Linked DNA regions of Homo sapiens: region 1 is linked to region 2. The links are chromatin loops, found by intact Hi-C in ENCODE. Cell type or tissue: testis. All regions are shown on one strand.

Region 1 (2,500 bases), 1.3 Mb after region 2:
CAAAGTCTCAATAAGTTTCTAGGACCAGAACGAATGGCATTCATTTTGTTCAGAAAAGATTTATGTAGTGAGGATAATGTAAGACGAAGTAAAGTCATGGAGATGGAAGTTGGCAATCCTCCACAATAACTTCTTTTCATCTGCAGCAGATAGAAAGGAGAGGATAGACAGAGGCTTACAGACCTAAAGAGAAGAAAATGACAGGGGCAAAAGGAATAGGGGAGAAACATGAAAGGAACGTGGAGGGAAAAGGTAATGGAAGGAAAGGAGAGGAGATGAAGCAGATATTGACGTTTTCCTTCTCCTATAGGTTAGTGTTCTCCTGCTTTCCCTGATCCAGACTCTCCTTTTCGCACCTATAATCCCAGCACTTTGGGAGGCTGAGGCGGGTGAATCACAAGGTCAGGAGATTGAGACCATCGTAACTAACACAGTGAAACCCCGTCTCTATTAAGAATACAGAAAATTAGCCGGGCATGGTGGCGGGCGCCTGTAGTCCCAGCTACTTGGGAGGCTAAGACAGGAGAATGGCTTGAACCTGGGAGGTGGAGGTTGCAGTGAGCCGAGATGGCGCCACTGCACTCCAGCCTGGGTGACAGAGTGAGACTCTGTCTCAAAAATAAAAAATAAAAAAAAAAAAAAAGAAAAGAAAAAGAAAAAGAAAAAAGAAAAAAAGAAAAGAAGAAAAGAAGAAAAACTCCCATCAATGAGAGGAAGCCTGTCAGCACCTATTTGGTGGACAGCTACTTTGCTTACATAAGAACAAGGCTTGAGATAGTAATATGAGCATCTGTGTAATGCATAGAAGCTCTCTACATTCTCTGAGATATAAAGGAGAGCACTGACGTTGGAACAGAAGAAAAATACTTAGGACTGGTGTTATTAATAGAAAAAGCTTCCTGATTATCAGTATCATATTTTCTTGAAGGAAACTAATGCTTCTTCTTTGCCCTATAATTACACACCATGTCTGTTAGGACAGCAGTTCTCAAAGGGTGTTCCTTGGACCAGCAGTATCAGCATGATTTATGAACTTCTAAGAGATGCAAATTATTAGACTCTACCATATACCTCCCCAATCAATCACCAGGATTGGGGCTTAGCTCTCTGTTTTAACAAGCCACCCAGGTTCAGGTTCTTCTTTCTTCTTCTTTTCTTCTTCTTTTCTTCTTTTCTTCCTCTTCCTCTTCCTCTTCCTCCTCCTCCTCCTCCTCCTCCTCTTCCTCTTCCTCTTCCTCTTCTTCTTCTTCTTCTTCTTCTTCTTGACAGAGTCTCACTCTGTCACACAGGCTGGAGTGCAGTGGTGCAGTCTCGGCTCACTGCAACCTCCACCTCCCGGGTTCAAGCGATTCTCCTTTCTCAGCCTCCCGATTAGCTGGGACTACAGGTGCCCACCACCATGCCCAGCTAAGTTTAATTTTTAAATTTTTTAATTTAATTTTTTGTATTTTTAGTAGAGACGGGGTTTCACCATGTTAGCCAGGATGGTCTCAATCTCCTGACTTTGTGATCCACCCTCCTCAGCCTCCCAAAGTGCTGGGATTACAGGTGTGAGTTACCGCACCTGATCACCCAGGTGATTTTTATGTGGCCAAAGTTTGAGAGACACAGAGTAGCAAAATGTAATGATTCTTATCGTGCACATGGAAACTATCCGCTGCCAAAAAGTGATGTCCAAGTTATGAAGGGAACCTACGAACAATCTTGTGGTACCTTCCCCACCACAATTCCCTCTCTGCTTCCCACTTCTGAAAGATTATAGGTTTCAGAGCTGTCGTCTTTCTCTCCCAAACAGAGAATAAGCTGAGAACCTGGACAAACAATATGCCTGCTGAGCACCCTCCACATTCATTATACTTTCCAGGTCATGATTAACAGAGGAATTGACATAGAGCTTTTCAATAGCTAATATTACAACTAACACGGCTGTACTTCAAAGTAATTTGCTGACTATAAACCAAATCAATGAGGTCTGGGCATCCTTGCAATAAAATTGAGCCTCAAAGCATTCTGCTAAGATTACACACCTTTCTACCCTAAATGGGATTAAAAATTCTCTATGTCCTTGCCAATAAGACCATTCATTGTACCATTAGGATCACAATGTCCTTTCAGGCAGAACTTGTGTGTGGCACTTACCAGCCAATCTATCGTGATGCAAACATTTGTGTGTATGAGCATGTGTGTATGCATCCCTGTGTGTGTGCACATGTATGTGTGCATGCATACATGTGCATCTGTGAATATGCATGAATAGACATTTTATCTAGGCTTTCCATTTAAAGATTGCTTCATAACTTAAAACTTGTGGGCAAATGAAGTAAAATAATTGACACGTATTTATGGAGACTGCTTTTGTATGTATATATGCTATGAATATTTTATTTTGATGTATTATCTAGAGTAATGGCTCCAGGAAGGTGTAATGATATCATGGCCTCATGGGAAAAGTAGAGGATTTTCGTCCAAATCACATGGCTTTAAATCTTGATTCTGTCAC
Region 2 (2,500 bases):
CCTTATTTTTCAGAGGAGCGCAAGGCTCAGAGATGTTAAGTGACTCGCCCAAGTCAACAGCTGGTGTGTCTGATTCCAAAGCCCAAAATTTTACCTGAAGCTCCATGTGCTTCTCCATGGGCCCCTGTTTGTAGCCCCTGAAAAAGGAGGGAGCGTGGACTATCAGGGATGTCAGCTTCTGCCAGTGCCCAGGAAGCTATCTTTTAAGCAGAAATCCCTGAGCCAGTGATTCAAAATTGAAGGATGCTTAATTGCAATTTAATCTTACATCAGGAACTCTATATGTGATTCATGTAATATCAGCTTATGCTGAAACCCTCACCTCTGTTCCTTCTCCCTTTGTCTCTTTCCAGTCTTCATGGCTGTCTCCCGACTAAGACGAGCTGGAGCTGAGCTGGGCACCAAGAAGGGTGTGTCCTGGCTCCAGCTGCAGTGCTGGGAGCAGCCCTGGGCAAGTGCCGCTCGTGGAGGTCAGAGGGCTGGGAGGAGCTGCCTGGAAGCACCTGGGTACAAGAAGGGTGACATTGTCTAGGATGAGGGCAGCCTCAGCACCTGACCTGCTGGGGCCGGAATGTGACTCCTTTCTGGGACCTCAGGTCCTTCTCCAGGAAGATTCCATAGAACCCTCCAGCATCTTCCGTGTCTCCACTGCTTGGTTCTGACTGTCATTCACTGTGCTGCTGTCCCTTTTTGACCTCTTTCTCAGGCCCCATCCTGCTCCGCCCTCTCAGCCTGCCCCTCAGGCTCCAGGGCACAGATTCTGTCCCTGTGTCTGCCTGCTCCAGCTGGCTTTGTGGCCTCTTGTTTCCTTCAGAGTGTCTGTGTCACCTTTGAAGTTTGCCCTCTGCCCTTGGGTGGCGAGATGGGGCTCCAGGGTGATAATCAGGGTGTGAAGGGATGCAGCATCCAGGCAAGGCGTGACTGCAGGAGCCCTGGGGGAGAGGTGGCAGCTGGACCTTTGCTTTTCCTTCCGTGGCCAGTAGGTGGTGCTAGATGCCAGCCAAGGCCCATCTGGGGCCTTGGATGTGCAAACTGCAGCCCTCACTTGCAGCAAAGGGCTCAGCTTGCCACCCAGCTCTTTTGGGAGAGATGTAAGGAAACACAGACTTGCACGCTGATTCAGGACACTGGAGGGGATGGGAGAACTCAGTAGTTTCTCTTCACTCAGGCTTGTGGCCCTTATAGGTTTGTTCCCCACTAGGAATTGGAAACAGGTTGAAAAGAGAACCTACCTTACCTTTTCCTCCCCAAGGAGATTGGAGGAACTGGATTACAGGCACTTGTTTCCACCTTTGCCCAAATATCATCTCTTCCAAGCAGGGGTTGACCCTTGCCTGTGGGCGCTCATGACAAGTTTTATTAATGCTTCACCACACTGGGGGCACATTATACGTGACAGAAGCACTGTTTCCATGGCTGCCTTCCTCAGTAGACTGTCAGCTCCTGGAGGTCATTTTATAATCACTTCTGTATCCCCAGTGCCTACTCAAGGCCTGGCGCATAGCATGTGCTCAATAAATGAGTTAGCAAGTGAATGAGTCAATGGAGAGATGAGCTCAATAGTTTCTACTGGCTGTAAAGAGAATGTGCTATCTTTCTGTTTGGAGATCTTTAAGTACAGAGGTAGTCCCTCTGCTTAAGGATTTTAGGGATGGCCCAGTGGAAAGGATGAACATTGAAGCCTTCTTGAGGCCAATGCCGAATTCAGAACTTCACACATATATATGGAAGGTGCTTATTTTCCTTTCATTTGATGAACATTCACTGCATGCCCACAGTGGACCAGGTACATCTTTCTAAGTCAAGAAACTTCCTCATGTCTGCAAAGAAATCTTCCCATATCTACAAAGAAGAGGAATGACATATAGCCTGGACACTGGAGCTCAGGGACTTTGGACTTAGCTTCCAGGCATGCAGAGCTCGGGAAAATGGTTGGACTTTTGGGGTTGACCAGTCAGAAAATAAAAAAGGAGCTCTGTTGGGCAGGACCTGGGCTGCTGGGCTCAGTGTGCAGAGAGAGGGGATGTTATCTAGGCAGGGAAATGAACAAGCATTGAAGTAACCTGGTTGGCGGGGGCGGGGGGTGGGGGGGGGCGTTTGTTCCTCTAAAACTATTTTTCCCTGCCTAAGACTCAAACTCTAAAGAATGTGCAGTTTTATTGAGAATAAGCAGGCTAATCAGATGTGCAGCTGACATGGAATTGGGAAGGGTTAGGTAATTCTGAGGATCCCTAAAGATCTGTACAGACAAGGATGGAGGGATGAGTCAACAAGGCACCGTGTAACAGGGATAAAAGTAAAGTTCTGCCCCAAAAGCCAACTGGATTTAGGAGGCATGGCTTTAGAGTTATGAAGACTCTAGGGCTTCTTAATGATACGAGTTAGCCATGGAATGGGAGGGCCACAACAATAAATTAGTGTTGCAAGAGTGTTTAGAATAAGGGTCTGAGCTGCAGTCGGCTCTGGTTAACCACTCTTGGAAGGTTCCATTCAGTTCTAG

The links. A loop is a pair of places that touch in the nucleus more often than their neighbours do. Peaks named below come from ENCODE experiments on the same cell type or tissue, not always from the same donor. Only the 100,000 strongest peaks of a DNase experiment are listed, where the experiment ranks them.
Region 1: a loop joins it to region 2, with 4 times the contacts of the local background. A loop is called at or near these places in 12 of 110 quality-filtered maps.

What each region holds. Positions count from the first base shown.
Region 1 is chr15:86,923,864-86,926,363 of GRCh38, reverse strand. It overlaps a transcript of AGBL1 not described here. Among named protein-coding and RNA genes, the nearest start is that of AGBL1-AS1, 610 kb to the right of the region's middle. In testis, no CTCF peak of the experiment used is centred here; no DNase peak of the experiment used is centred here.
Region 2 is chr15:88,273,213-88,275,712 of GRCh38, reverse strand. No RefSeq gene overlaps it. Among named protein-coding and RNA genes, the nearest start is that of NTRK3, 18 kb to the right of the region's middle. RefSeq lists enhancers at 161-661, 662-1,162. In testis, a CTCF peak has its summit at 973 (motif pointing right); a DNase peak (open chromatin) is centred at 992.